2 separate regions of the Homo sapiens genome follow, and region 2 is linked to region 1. Evidence: chromatin contacts called from ENCODE Hi-C or POLR2A ChIA-PET data. All regions are on one chromosome and are shown on one strand. The core of a region is the stretch at or near the end of the contact, and the rest is flanking DNA. Distances in the headings are between cores, read along the strand shown. Region 1 has its middle 40 kb from the start of LINC02836. Region 2 has its middle 56 kb from the start of PRDM1.

Region 1 (7,839 bases), core at 1,934-4,433:
CAAGAGGCCACGCTTTCATGCCTTGGCCCCAAATGTGTCATTTTCCTGCCAGGGGGAGAAATCAAAAGAAACCAAGTTTTTAGAACTTTGCTGTAAAGAAAATAATAGTTTTGAAAAGGATTGGAGCCACATTTTCAGGTTAGACACAGTTGTTAGAGAAATGTCAGAAGGAAAACGTTCCTCTTCACTTTCTTTCCTAGCTCGTTGAAGTTCTTCATTTCACTGGGTTCTGGGTGACATCTGTAGCATCCATTTCAGCGCAGTCTGCAGCAGGCTTTTGACTCCACAGCATGTAACTGTCCTCAGACCACCGTGTTCAAAGTCGAGATTCCAAATGGACCTTCCTGACTCTTCACAGAGAAGATGCCATATAAATCATTTCCATTAAAACAAACCTTTGATACCACCAGCGAATTGTGGAATTTTGATAATGATGCTTGTGAATGAAGTGCTGACAAATGGTCTTGCTTTAGATGGTGTTTGTGGGTGGGGCTTGGGTTAGAGCCAGGATCAACCTTGATTTTGGCCACTGATCCATTTCCTCTCTCCCCACCACCCACCTCATATGTTGAGATGAAAGTTACAGCAGAAAGCCTCTTTTGAACCATTATGAACAATTCTATTCAAAGCAGCATCTGTGAATTTTTATAAGACTGGCCAAGATTGGCTCAATTATTTCTCCATTCTCTCCAGGGGATAGAAAGTTTCCAATCAAGGGTTACAATGGAAGCAAAAATGTTATGTTCATGGGAGGTAGAATGCATTGCTAAATAGATGGAAGACAAAATAAAGTTCCTCAGTATACATAATAGCTCAAGGATGAACTTGGTTGAACAGATTAGAGGAACAGATGCAGATAAAATAAACTTCTCTCTCTTTGGTTTAACTTGGGAGACTGAGGATTTTCTATATGGTACAAACCTTGATGAATGTTGAGGATATAGGGGTTCTCATATATCTTATAATATACTAGTGAGTCATCTGGTGAGATGGCTGGAAGTTTTTTTTTTAAGTAGATATAATCTCATAAGTGAGGAGAAAATAAATCATTGTCTCAGCTAGAGAGAGTGATCCTTTTGAACCCTTATATGGTTCAATCTCATTTTAACATTTTTGAAGCAGGTAGGTTTGGGATTTCTGGTTCCTGTAAAGCAAAGCCCATGATGGTTCTTTGATTCAGTTGTCTCCTGGGGAAAATGAGGGAAGAAGGTTTAAGTGGTTTGTTATCAGTGGCTACTGAATTACACCTTTTACACCATTACTTTTTTTATTTATATTTATTTATTTTTATTTTTTGAGATGGAGTTTTGCTCTTGTTGCCCAGGCTGGAGTGCAATGGCACGATCTCGGCTCAGCACAACCTCCGCCTCCCAGGTTCAAGCGATTCTCCTGCCTCAGCCTCCCGAGAAGTTGGGATTACATACACCATTACTTTTAACGACAAAACCAGCAACTACTTTTGCACCAGTCCAATATATGGAGGGATTTACTGATGTATGAAATATGGGTTGGGGGTGATTAGAAGAGAGAGATGGAAAAGCTGGGATATCAAGAATAAAGCTTGTAGGATTAGAAAAAACAGAAGGAGGAAAGATGAGATAAGGTAAACTCAGAGCAAAGCATGAAATAGGAATTATGTTGGGCTACTCAGTGGGAGAAGTGACACGTGTCTCTTAAACATATGCTGGCCTGACCTTACTGGGGTCAAAGGGACAGTCAAGGAACCTGCCCTGAAAATGCCAAGAGGAGGCTGAGAGCCAAAGAAAGCAAGGGTCAGCCTCCTAGGAGGCCGCCTATCTACACAAATGAGTTTCCCAAGAAAGTCTCATTTATTTTAGGTCTCTTCTGTGGAATAAAACAATTCCCTCTTTGATGGGATTATATTTGTGGGAGGGAAAGGAGCAGGAGAAAATTCAGTGTCAAGGGCAAAAGTCCACTAAGATGATTCACCTGGGAGATATTTTTTGGAAGGTCTGATACCCTTAGGAGCTAGAAATCAATATTCAAAGATCTCCCATTCCAATGTCATTTAGGCTGCAAGTATGCAGATTTCAGGGCCTGTAGGGGGAATTTATCCGGTAGTGGAATCCTAACACATCTTTTCACTTTGTGAAGCTTGTTCTATGGGTAAATTTCATACCGCCTTGACTTGTACGAGTACAGAATAGGGGAAAGAGCAGTGGAATAAAACCTCAACATCCCAGAAATAGTTTAATTACAGTTTCATTTAGAGGAGAAAAGGAACAGACACTTTTTTATTTTCTATTTTATTTTTCTTCATTCTTTGAGAAAGCATGTCATTCATTTGGTTTTGTCTACTTCAGTATTCAAAATTCCCCTCTGGCCAGTACTGGGAGGCTTCTCTTCCAAGGAGAGGGCTCTCCCACTTCCTGGGAACAGGCTTTGTGCGCAGAAGCCCTGGAGAGTTCAGCAGCTGGTGCTGGGAAAGTTGGGGATTCAGGAACCCTGGAGCATCAGCAGTAAGTTCAACAAATAAGGTGTACCAAGGGTTTAAAATGTGCTCACCTTCACTTCCAAGCATAAGAAGAGGAGGCATAGGCCGGGCATGGTGGCTTATGCCTGTAACCCCAGCACTTTGGGAGGCTGAGGCAGGCAGATCACCTGAGGTGCGGAATTCAAGACCAGCCTGGCCAAACATGGTGAAACCCCGTCTCTACTAGAAATACAAAAATTAGCCAAGCATGGGCACATGCCTGTAATCCCAGCTACTTGGGAGGTTGAGGCGGGAGAGTCGCTTGAACCCAGGAGGCGGAGGTTACGGTGAGCTGAGATCGTGCCACTGCACTCCAGCCTGGACAACAGAGTGAGACTCTGTCTCAAAAAAAATAAAATAAATAAATAAATAAATAGTGGAGGCATTAAAAAAGATTAGAATAAAGAGATGCTAGAAGAAGCTATCTCTTCTTTCCATTTTGTAGATGCCATCAACCTGTTCTTGAATTGCATTCTTTTTGTCTTTGGGTCATTTCTTTCTCCCTTTATCCCAGCATGAAAGGGAGAAAGGGTGGTGGGTTTTAAGAACTAAAGTTTCTTTTGTAGGTATCTCTAGTCTCCCTCCAGCCTTGTGAATCTCTCAGCAATCCTGAGATGCTACTTAGGACCCGCCCCCAATGCCCCCTTCTGAAGAATGGCCTGATTTATAGACACTCCCTAACATAGTCAGAGGCTATTAGCAACTCTTCAGTTGCCCCACCTTCTAGATTATCTGTCTGCAGTTGGGAAATTCCACTAGCCACTTCCTGAAAACAAACTTTCTACTCTTAAGTCTGTAGATGACAGCTATTGAGTGCCTGGACAACTTGTCTGCCCCATATGCAGTTGTAGAGAAACACCTGAGCCTTTTGGGCCAGCAAAATCCCTCATTCCTTCTCTGCCCTTACCTAGTCCCGGTCTGTTTCATGGATTTTTCAGCACTTCCCCTATCAACTTGGCTATTCCCTGTTATTTGTAAAAGCCAAGTTGATAATCCCTCAAATTTTGCCAGTAAATTGATGCAAAATAAAAAAGTGAATCATTATGGATATACAGTTCAAGTTTTGCTAATCTATCCACAGTATTTATGGAGTGACCAATGTGTCCAGGAAGGGCCTGGTAGAAGAGGTTTTTTGGAGGCTATAAAACAACAACAACAACCACCAACAGATTAGATGCCTGTTGCAAAATTCAAGACAATCAGGAATCAACTAATACAACATCTATATGGCATAAGAAGTCTTCAAAACACCTCATTAATATATTAACTCACCACAAGTCAGTTTATATTCCAGAGTATAGTTTAATCAAATATTGTTTTGATGTAGCTACACACATATCAAATTTAAAAAATATACATTATGACTTGGTATTCATTTATTTGCCACCAAAACTAAGCTCTTGAAAACTCGGTATACTAAATATGTGTATTTTAAAAAGATGTTGCTTCTCCATCACATTAATAGAAATAATTACACTTGAAGAGACATAAATTATATTAGTTTTTTATATTGATGTTTCCGAATCAGAAAAAAAGAGTAATTGAATTAAATCTAATGTAAGGGAACAGCCTTAAACTCTTGGACTGGGGGGTAAAACCAGCAGGCAGATCCAGAAGGAAGGTTTGCAGAGTGTTGCTCAGGCAAACAAGATACAAAGGAAAGAAAGTCCTGGATGTTGTTAGGTAGAGCAGGATATTAATACCTAAGAACATTAGGTCTGAGGAAAGAGTCTTTTTCAAACACAACTACCTTGGAGAAAATTTGAACTGCCATCTCTCAGTGATTCCTTTTAGGATAATTTCCTGTTTGCATGTTTACCATGTGCAATAAAGAAATAGTTCTGTTAGACTTATAAGAAAAGGGGCTACACAGCTGACTACTGAGACCTACCAGCCCTTCCTAGTCTTGAAACCAAACCTGGCCTGACTCAGAAAGAACTCAGTATTAAGGCATCCCTAAAACTCATCTGGCCAAGATCTCAACTTCTTGATTTATGGGTTTCTGCCTTGTAAGACCTGGCCCCTACCCAGGGATGCCTGAGTCACTCCCAGTAACCTGCCTGTTCCCAGGATTCCTCCTGGCCACTTGGTTGTCCTCCCGGTGAGTGGAGAACCGCCTCCCTCTGTTTCTCATGCCTAGTACTTTGTGTTGGGTTGTGTGCCACTGTCTGCCTCCCTAAACCTCTACCTATCCCCTGGATGCTCTTTCTGCATCTAATAATCATAATTCCCACTTATTGAACATTCAGTGTGTATAGCAGGCACCTTGCTGGGCATTTCACGTATATTGTCTGAACTAAACCTCCAAACAAGGCCATGAGTCATATTATGATTCCCATTTTATAGAAGTGGAATCTGAGGCTTTGCAGGATTAACATGCTAGAAAATGTTGAAACTGGGACTCAAACCCAGATCTGTGTATTCCAGAGGTAGTGCTCTTGGTGGCTTTGCTATCTGCTCTGTCTTCAGTTAGGTGGAAATCTGCAGTGGGTCTCTCTCCCCTCAGCAGTGGGCAAGCTTATTCTGGGTCTTTCTCACTGCATCTGTGTTCTGATATATTACAGGCTCCTTCTGACTCGTCCATGTATTTTATAAATAAATGTGCTTTTGTTCATCACAACAGTCCCTCAAAAGACGTCATAAAAGGAAAAGAATGGAAAATTTTGGAAAGGAAGTTTTCTGAGACCATTTACGTGACAAAGAAGTCAGGAAAATGTGGCATTGTTGTGATTATCTTCATCATTTCAGGATCTGAAGTGGTTTAGAAAGAAAGACACTCTGAAAGGAAGATGGGCTTCCAAGGGATGTGACTCATGAGGAGGAATATAAAAGACAGGAGAAAAGTGACTTGTCAGATGGACAATGGGCTTTTATTTGAAGCATATGAAGCCATATGGAAGAATACACCAAGGTGGAAGTTAGGAAGGGAACAAAGAAGATATAAGAAGATGTTGCCAGCTGGGGCCGGGTGAGGGGGTGGGGAGGGGTGGGGAGACAGAGAAAAGGAAATGAGTGAGGAAAGACACAAAGACAGGAGACCTTTGTGTACAAAGTAGAGAAACAAATGCCCTACTTTTAGCATCTTGAAAAGATGAATGAAAACATGAATGAAAATAAACTTCTCTTAATGCTATTTTCCAAAAAACTCAAAGAGCTTCAGAAACTTTCTGTAATGCTGTATATTACCCAGGAGAAAATCTTAATCTTCTCTTCTTTGATAGGCAAAAGATAGCAGAAAAGAGTTTCCAGTCTCATAAAGGGATGATTTCTGGAAAAAGACATGAAAAATGGGTTTCCTAAAAGAGATACCAAAAGTTTATCTCTTTGAGCTTGTATATTACCTCAGTAAGCCTCAAGTAGGCCAAAGAAAACAAATCTAGGCAGAAGAAGGGAATTGGCTTCCTTTTCTGGTTCATTTCACCACATCTCTACAAGGACATGGTCATTTGTGTGTAGCCTTCTTTGGTGCCACTTATCAGCCCTCACATAAAAATCTGCGGGTGACTTTTCCTCTGTCTCTGAGGAAATGCCTATATCAAAAATCTCTGTTTATAATACCAAGTACCTCAGAAAATGCCATCTGGTGCTCTTGGACTTAACGTTCTTATACAAATTTATCCTGATGAAATCCTTGGCATTTTCCCGAGGCTTTTCTTGCCTTCCTGCCAAATGTTAATTGGTACCTGTTCCTGTAAGTCTTGAATTCTCCTTTTCCAGCTGCAGAGATCAGCCTTAAGGGCTTTTTTCCTTTACTTCTAAACCTTTTCCCCAAAACTGCATCCTGGTTCCCAGCCCTGACTCAAGCCTTTTCTCTAGGCTCTGCATGTTTGGGGTTCTTTCATTGAAGCCCTTACACTGTATTCTTAGTTTGGAAACTTGCTTAGTTTCCAATTTCTCTGAAGTGACTTCCAGTTAACAGAGCTGACCTGCCACGCTGGTTTTTTAAAGGTTTGCAAAATACCTTCAGTAGGTCCTGCTGTCAGTCACCATATGTGCCTGAACCTCCTACAGTATTGCCATCCAGCTCCTCCTAGATTAAAAACCCACACATATTCTTCCTTTAACATCATTCATTTTCATTTCTATTGCTTTTTATGTAACAACTTAGGCCTGTGAAATAGCAAAATGGAGGGGAAAAATCATTGATTTTGTTGTAGAGAGATCTAATTTAAAAAATTCAAGTCCTGGTTTCCTTCCTTATTTTTTATTTTTATTTTTGGCTCATGGAACTTTGGCAAGTGACCTAACTTCTTATTTCTTTCTCTTTAAAATGAGAGTTTTAAAGATGAAATGAGATCATATATTTAGGTGGCTAGCACACAGTCAAGTGTACCAAAAACACTTGTTGGATAAAAGAATGAATAAATTAATGACAGGAGCAGCCAAAAGAGATTTTATGGTTTTTGCGTATCCACAGTGAGCTAGCTCTATGGCAACATTCTCTCTGTTTAGTAAGGGGTAACAGATACTTACGCACAAAATGACCAAGCAATGCAGTAGATGCAAATGATGAAGGAATGTGCAGGAGCTCTGGCGTACAGAAAAAAGGCACCTAACCCAGTCTTAAGATGGAGAAGAACCAGGAAGGAATTCATGACTCACATCTCCTATTAGATCTGTGTCTTTTGGACAATAGCTTTGCCTGCCTATTGTATACTTACCAATGTATTAATATTTGCAGAACAAAATTTTATGTAAGATAGGGTACGATGATTCCATGTTGTATATCACACCACAGAAATTCAACCACCTTGGGTGGTGATGTGTGTGGTGAGGTGACAGCTGGGGAATATTAAGTGTGTCTTAGGAAAGATCGACTTTCTTTCCAGGGCCCACAAAAGGTGTATTTTGAAGACTTGATATGAAATATCAAGTGTGGGGATTTGCATACAATTATGGAACACAGGAAAACAGAACTTGCTCCTTGTTTTATTTCCTATGCTGTGTAGCATCTATTAAGGCAAAGCCCTAATTTCCACATTACTTAGTTTTGCAGGAACCAGAATTGCTAGTGTCATATGAGACAGTGTTAATGATGTGAGGTACAAATACTCTTGGAAATGTCTCCAAAGTTAGCCATTTTCTATAGATAGATAGATTCCTAATCCTGACAGTTATGTGTTACTTCAATACCGCAAAAAGCATGCTTTTCTTTTCTATGAATTTTTAAATGATACATTTTTATATTAAAATAAAGACTTTTCTCCTAAATGAAAGTGCCAAAAATGCTAGAACTGACTCCACAAATATTTCACCCCCAACATAAAATATTTTGATTTAATAATATAGTATCACTTTCTACTGGTAAACATTTTCTTCCTAAAGATAGAGAAAGGCCCTGTGTT
Region 2 (7,839 bases), core at 1,945-4,444, 550 kb after region 1:
TGCTTCTCTGATGACTGAATCGGGACTTCCCAAGCAGAGAGTGACTTGAAGCCAGTCTAGGTATCGGCCACATGTAGTCCAGACTGGCATATAGAATGTGCTCACTAAAACCTGGACTGGCTGATTGCTGAGGCCTTCAGCGGGAATTTTACAAAAGCACTTGGGCATGTGAATTGCACAACAGGTGCTCAAAGGCTATAGGCCACGCCTGTGTCCAACCTGTCTCATTATAGACTACTTTACATGCACTCTTGCTGGCGATTTCTCTCTGGACCTTCTCCTTGGTAATTTTCCTAAAATCACATGTTCCCAAAGCCACCCTGGTGATGTACTAGTTATCTGGGCCGTTTGCTTCTTGACTGCAGTATTATGGTTGTCTATTTTCTGTCTTAGCATCATGTGTCTGCCAGAATGAAAGCCCCTAAAGGGCTTAGAATGTTGAAGTCCACTCTGGAAATGAATAACATGGCCCTCAGAGAATCATGCAAAACAGAAGCAATCGGTGAGACGGAGCTCAATCTTTTTTTTTGCCAATGTGGATGGATTTCCAAGGAATAAATGATTAAAGATTATTAATTTTCCTGTGTTTGAATATATTTTCATTAGTCTTTTTCTACTTCCAGACATATTGTTTTCATTGAAGTTTTTTGTTGTTAATTTATGTCTGAGATCACATAACATAAACACTGAGGAGCACATTATGAAAGAAAAAAAGATTTCATATTCTACCACCCTAACACTATTCATTTTTTTCCTGTTTCTTTCCCATCTTTCTGTATCTGTGTGTATATATGTGTGTATATATACATACATATATGTATACATTTGTATACATATTTTATATATTTATAAATATATTTATATATAGAAATATATATTTAAAAATATATATATATACACACACACACACATTTTTTTTTTTCTTTTTCCGAGACAGAGTGTCACTCTGTCGCCCAGGCTGGAGTGCAGTGGCATGATCTCGGCTCACTGCAACCTCCACCTCCCAGGTTCAAGCAATTCTCCTGCTTCAGCCTCCCGAGTAGCTGGGATTACAGGTGCATGCCACCATGTTCAGCTAATTTTTGTAATTTTAGTACAGACAGGGTTTCACCATGTTAGCCAGGCTGGTCTTGAACTCCTGACCTCTTGATCCGCCCCCCCCTCGGCCTCCCTAAGTGCTGGGATTACAGGTGTGAGCCACCGTGCCCAGCCTATATATGCATATTTTTCACGAGTGATAATCAGGCTTGCTTAAGAAAAACATTTTTACTGCTAAGTCCAATAATAATAAATGTAAGAAAGCACCAAATATTCTTAGTTTTTATAATAATATGTTTCTTTTTTCAGATGCCTGATTTTAATTACCAGGTCTTGAGAAAAATTCAGAGGTATAAAATATCAGGGGAAAAAAAAAGAATAGAAATGCCTGGTAAAGGATGCCTATACCTTTACAGAAAGACATCTACTCGTTCCTACTTTAAATAGGTTCCCATGGGTTGCAAAAAATAAAATGCTTCCCTTTGTCCCAACTCCCATAGAATTGGCTTTCATGGGCTTCGAATACCCAAACTATATACAGTCAACTCTCATTATTTGCAGATTTTGTATTTGCAAATTTATCTACTCACTAAACTTTATAACCCCCAAATCAACACTCATGAAGCATTTGCAGTCATCTGCAGACATGCACAGATGCAGAGCAGCACATTCGAGTCACCTAATATGCACATTCCCAGCTGAGGTTGAACAAGGTGACACTTTGCCTTCTTGTCGCAGCACTCATGCTGTAAACAAGTGACTTTCCGCAGTCTATTCAAAGCCATGTTTTTTTCCTCTTTATGTATTTTGTTAGTGATTTCACCATTTACAATGACCTCCGAGTGTAGTGCGGAGGTGCATCTCATGTTCCTAAGTGCAAGAAGGCTGTGATATACCTTGTGGAGAAAATCCATGGGCTAGATAAGCTTCCTTCGGGCATGAATGGTGCTGTTGGCTGTGAGTTCTATGTTAACAAAATCAACAATATGTATAAAATTAGGGATCTTTAAACAGAAACACACATGGCACAAGGTTATATATTGATCAGTTGATGAAAATGTTGTGACCAGGGCTCTCAGGAACTTAACCATATGTTTCCCTGGAGTGATGGTTCAGAATTTGTTAATTCAGTGTCCCAAGTGAGTTTATAGAATAACCACCACGAATAATGAGAAGCAACGGCACAAACTTTGTGTACACAGGCATTTTTTGAGAGAGAGAGAGAGCTATAATATTTATCAAATTCTCAAGGGGGTAACTGAAAAATGTTCAACCATTACTTCAGAACTTCTATTATGAGACAAATAGTGCTGGTCCTCTTGAGAAACCAAGGGAGTGGGCTCAGCTCAGTGACTGTCTGGATCAGCCCAGAAACAATGTAGGCTGCCATCTTGATCTGTGCTTTTCCCCAGGGACATGAGCAAGGGCACTTCTAGGCCAAGCAAAATCAATCGTGTTTCATAGATTTGGATTTAGAGGGCGCTCTAAACCAGCTCAGAGGAATGGTATGTTTTAGAATCCTAGGGAAATTGAGTTCTCCAATCATCACTTCAGTCAGCTAGGAAAGATACACTTTTGGCAGGGTGCGGTGGCTCACGCCTGTAATCCCAGCACTTTGGGAGGTCGATCACAAGGTCCGGAGTTCAAGACCAGCCTGGCCAATATGGTGAAACCCTGTCTCTACTAAAAAATACAAAAATTAGCCAGGTGTAGTGGCATGTGCTTGTAGTCCCAGCTACTTGGGAGGCTGAGGCAGGAGAGTCGCTGGAACCAGGGAGGCGGAGTTGCAGTGAGCCGAGATTGTGCCACACTCCAGCCTGGGCAACAGAGCGAGACTCTGTCTCAAAAAAATAAATAAATAAAAAAGATATCCTTTTAATAAAGAAAAAAAAACAACACATAAAACTTAAGAGTGTAATAATAGCTGCTGTTCATTGAATGCTTACCAGGAACTAGTATGATCATAAGGAACTCTTACAATCACCCTGAGAGGGAGGGCATGGCAAGCCCTAATTAATGGATGAAGAAACTAAGGCTCAAAGAGGTCAAGCCACTTTTCCAGGCAACATGGCTACGGTGGGAGGTGGGGCTGAGGTCAGAGCTCGGGTCTGCATGACTTCAAAGGCTCTACTCCTAACCACTAGACTAAACTTAAGCTGCACAGGCAGGGCGATGACTGGCTCTTCACCTTGGCTCTCCACCCAAGTCCTTTAACCATTGGGAGTGTGTTCAAGGTGATTCACTTAACTAACATCTGTTCTACGTACCCTTCTCAGAAGCCCATCGGCTAAGGTGGAGAGAGCTGACTGTACACTCCAGGGTGATGAACTCTAATTCTTTGGCTCTTCTTATATCTTAGCAGGTGGCAAATTCTAGGAGTTCCTAAAAATAGGTTGCAAATTCTAGGAGCTTCTAAAAATAGTGCTGGGACTTCAGCTTTGCTAGAGAAGGGATTATTCTGACCTTTCGTCTCAGGGGCCCCCCGCCCCGCATCCTGAGGGTGACAATTTCACTGCTTTGCATGACATTTGGTTTCTCTCACATGTGGCTGGTCGGATTATACTTTACAGGAAGTCAGAGAGAACCTCTAACCTCTGCCTGGGCTATTTATTGCTTTTCATTCTCTTTCTCTTCTACTCCTCACCCTCCCTTTGACTTCTTAAGTCTTTGAGACGCTTTTGAAACCCCCTACTAGTAGCCACATTTAGGGTGTGCTGGTGTACTGAGGAGGGAAGGGTGGTCAGGTGACAAGGGCCTGACCTGCTCACTCAGCCTGGTATCACTGTCTGCTCTTCCCCCCACTTCAGAAGTAGAATCACCCCATGATCAAGTCCCAGCTCTTTGAGGGAGGTGCTGCCTTGAAGAAAGTCACTTAATAGTACCATGCCTCCCTGTCCAATCTATAAAAATGAGGCGATCACACTTACCTACCAGGCAGAGGTGTTGTGAGGATTAATTATAGCCCTCAGGGCTTTGAGAGACGGCCAGATGAAAGGCTTTCTATAGCTAAGTTCCATCCTGGGCATGACTCTTCAGCTCTCAGCTTCCCTGCCAGTCACACTCTTCCAAAGTCACTCCTCAGGGGAGAGGAATGGCCTCACGTTGATGAGGTAGGATGTAAAATAGGAACAATATGCAGAACTGAGTCCAAAAGCCTTAATGTGGATTACTGAGAGCTGCACTCTCTGTGAATAGGAAGTGCAAGTTCAATGCGTAGTTGGTGGGGTCCTTGGAGGCACAGCAAGGTGAAGCCAAACAAAGGCACAATTGCCCACACCAGACCTTTCCTGTGGGTGGGAAGGGTTGCAGAAAGCCTTTTGTTCCAGCATCTATGCCTTTATGCTTATAAAGTTAGAAGGACTCAAGCAGCATGTGTAAGTGGATTTGGATGGAAGTGGAAATGGTGTTGAGGAGTTCAAATTACGGGCAGCTAAAGCAACTAAACCAGTCTCTCTGCCTGCTAAGAATCCCTGGCTTTCTCCATCCTGAGCTGGGGGTGGCAGGGTCACACACAGACACGCACATACATCCTGCCCTTCCAGCAGCAAATCTCCTCTGGGTGCTTCCTTTCTTGCACCAAGGGGACTGTCCCTGGCAACAAATGCCCAACCAGAACTCAAAATGCAGAAAAGCAGCACCAGCACTCCTGCCTTCCTAACATCTCTTAAGCAATTCTTTCAGGCTTACAAGAGATCCTGAAATATTTTCTGTTTCCATTTGGCCCTCTGACTGACTGAGAGGGTTGATGCCATTAGAGAGATTCCAATGGGATTATGGTCCCTAAATACCAGAGGTGGGAAGCATGAGCTTTGGAGCCAGGAAGACCATTCAAATCCCAGGCCTATCGTGCTCTAGCTGTGTGTCCTTGGACAAGCCACTTAACCTCTCTGTGCCTTAGTTTCCTCTTCTGTAAAATTGAGCTCCTATGTGGATATAAGAGTGAAATGAGAGACTGTATGTAATAGGGCCTGGCACAGAAAGCACACAATTCACATTAGCTATGCTGAGAAAGGCAGAGTGGGAGGTAGGTGACAGGTGAGGATTCTAGTCTGGGGAGGCTAATTTTCTTTTCTTTTTTAAATCGCTGCGCCATGTGAATTATGCTATCCCCATGCCAGAAAACCCCAAAGAGGGTTTTGGCTGTGCTGGAGCACACCCGGTTCACTTTCCCCTCGACCAGTGGGTCTGGCACATCTGGCTGGGTCCGCCTGGCTGGTGGTATTTCACCCCGGATGCTGTCTTTCCTCTGCTTTCTCTACACCCTAGAATTCTTCAGGAATAAAGTATCTCCTCACAAGAAAGTGAAAAGAATCAAATTTCCTGGCTCTGCTACCTCACCTTGCCCCTGTGAGCCGGGCGGTGGCCCCACTGTGCCAGCGCAGCAGTGGGAGCCCCAGGGGCTGCTCTGAACTGCCTGGGAGGGGTAAGAGAGGGCGGAACGCGGGGCCGTGCCTGGGGCTGCTCTGCTGCAGGGTTCCACTCCAGGCCACGGTAGCATTGTGGATGCGCGTTTGAACTTTGATGTATTTTGAAGCTGCAATTTTCAAATGTAACCACACCATAAACTTACTACTTAAAAAAAGAAATCTCACAGCACCTAGGCCACAGCACTAGGCCGCAGATCTTAGTCAAAAGAATGCACAGTGTGTGGTGTTAGCAGGGACACGGCAAGATTTCATGGTCACTGAGAAGCCCTTGAAATGGGTTCTGAGGCAATGAAGGTTGTCCTCACAGCAGCAGTGGTCCCCCACCAAGAGAGGCTGTTCCCCCACCCTCCCATCCCCCTGGCTGTAGGCTCAGGCCAACCATCCCTCCCACCCCCAGGCCCCACAGCTTCACTCTTAGGGGTTTAGACCTAGAACAAAATTGTAGATCTGTTGAAATATTCCTTTTTGGGGACTAAAATGGGAGAAGACAACCAGCAATGTCTAAACCTTCAAGTGAGTCCCCAGTGAAAGACTATCGATCCAAGAGAGAGTTTTGGGAAGAGAAATGCAGTGCCCCATACTTATATAAATGCTCACATGTTATATGTACATGTGAGCCTCAGATAGGCAGATTGGTAGATAGCTCTCTGTGTGTGTGTGTGTGTGTATATATATATATATATATATATATAATAATGATTTATTTTCTGATTACTTCTTTTTTTTTTTGAGACAGGGTCTGTTGCCCAGGCTGGAGTGCAGTGGCGTGATCTCAGCTCACTGCAACCTCTGCCTCCTGGGTTCAAGTGATTCTCCTGCCTCAGCCTCCCGAGTAGCTGAGATTACAGGTGTTTGCCACCACGCCCAGAAAATTTTCGTATTTTTAGTAGAGATGAGGTTTTGCCATGGTGGCCAGGCTGGTCTCAAGCTCCTGACCTCAGGTGATCTCCCTGCCTCGGCCTCCCAAAGTGCTAGGATTACAGGCGTGAGCCACTGCACCCGGACCCGTTTTCTGATTCCTTCTATAATTTATTTCAGAAGAAAATTTGGAAAACATTCAATGAAGAAAATTTGGAAAATACAGAAAAGCACAAAAGACGTGAAACCCCCTGGAACCTTCCCATCTAGCAGTAGAGATCCAGAGGCTGAATGGTGGCTGGCTGTTGAGCCAGAAGCCCTGCAGGAGGGTGGGAGAAGCATGCAGCAAGCCTCACCCCTTTACTGGCTCTGGCATCAATGACCAGTAATTGGACTTTTCTGGCCCACAGTTTCATCATCTGTGGAGGGGGGATATTACACAGACGGATTCTAGGGTCTTATCGGCCCAAGCATTTGAGAGAGTGTCAGATTCCAGGATAACAAGCCTGAAACAAGACATGGAGAACTCCTCAATGCTAGCCAGTGGCTAAAGGAGCTTCAGGTCAGATGTCCATGCAGAGACCATGGGGTTTCTGAAAGTGTCTGCTTTGCTAGAACATATTAAGAAGCTGTTTAACGTATCTTTGCACATCCTGCCAGGTGTCTGGAGTCTGTTGCAGTCACCTCATATGTCAGAGGGCACTGTTCAGCCCGGGGCTCGGGCGAGCTGGAGTGAACTCTGGCCTTGCCACTAGATTCTAGAGCCCCTGGGGCCTTATACAAGGCTCATCATGTCCCTGACCCTCAGGTTTCCCATCTGCAAAATGGGGAAAATAACATCTGCCTTCCCCAGCTGACAGAGTTGCTATATCAAAGGAACAAATATACATAGAGGCATCTATAAGAAAATATCAAGCCCCCAAAACATGTAAAAGAGATCCTTGCAGAAGTGAATCCATCCTCATGGAATTTTACTAAATGAAAAGTGGGGCTTCATTTCAGGTTGCATGCTGTCCTCAGACAGAGATGGCAGTCTTATCACCATCAGCGAGCACTCAAGTAAACATCAGTGAACTTACTAAACAGGTGAATGGGAAATAGAGAGGCAGTTTCAAACCCTGGCTTTCGGTAAATGTTAGCCTTACAGCCACAAAGTAGGCAGTGCTTTGACAGCAGGTGGGAGATGAGGAGAGAAGGTTTCCTGGCCCTTCACCTTGGTCACTGACTCAGTGTGAAACAGCGCCTGCAGGGAGGAGGGGAGTTCTCATCCTGGTTCTCAAATCAGCCTGCAGCCACAGTGGGAGCAGTGAGCCGAGTTCAGGGCTGAGGATGACTAAACAGCCTCCTCATCATTAATAACAATAATACTTGGCATTTATCTGGTTCTTTATGTTTTCAAAGTGCTTTACAATCATTAATTAGTTAACTAGCATGCACCACCACCCCGACGTCTGCCTGCTGTGCTGAGCAGACAAAAGAGCCCGGTGGGACCTGCCTGTCTGCCCGGGGATTGCAG

Evidence for each region. A loop is a pair of places that touch in the nucleus more often than their neighbours do. ChIA-PET counts read pairs that join two places held with the same protein, here RNA polymerase II (POLR2A). Pooled maps may share reads with other maps.
Region 2: a pooled map shows a loop between it and region 1 (2.3-fold over the local background). The contact joins two enhancer-like sites. A Hi-C loop is called at or near these places in 2 of 50 pooled maps. POLR2A ChIA-PET finds 5 or more read pairs at or near these places in 2 of 52 experiments (GM10248 and GM12878).

Annotation. Positions count from the first base shown.
Region 1 is chr6:105,588,013-105,595,851 of GRCh38, forward strand. No RefSeq gene overlaps it. Among named protein-coding and RNA genes, the nearest start is that of LINC02836, 40 kb to the right of the region's middle. RefSeq lists an enhancer at 3,034-3,083. Within about 2 kb of position 3,184, at least 3 of the 41 ENCODE cell types and tissues checked have a DNase peak (open chromatin) inside an H3K27ac peak, as active enhancers do.
Region 2 is chr6:106,138,322-106,146,160 of GRCh38, forward strand. No RefSeq gene overlaps it. Among named protein-coding and RNA genes, the nearest start is that of PRDM1, 56 kb to the left of the region's middle. RefSeq lists an enhancer at 3,458-3,507 and a silencer at 5,253-5,547. Within about 2 kb of position 3,195, at least 6 of the 41 ENCODE cell types and tissues checked have a DNase peak (open chromatin) inside an H3K27ac peak, as active enhancers do.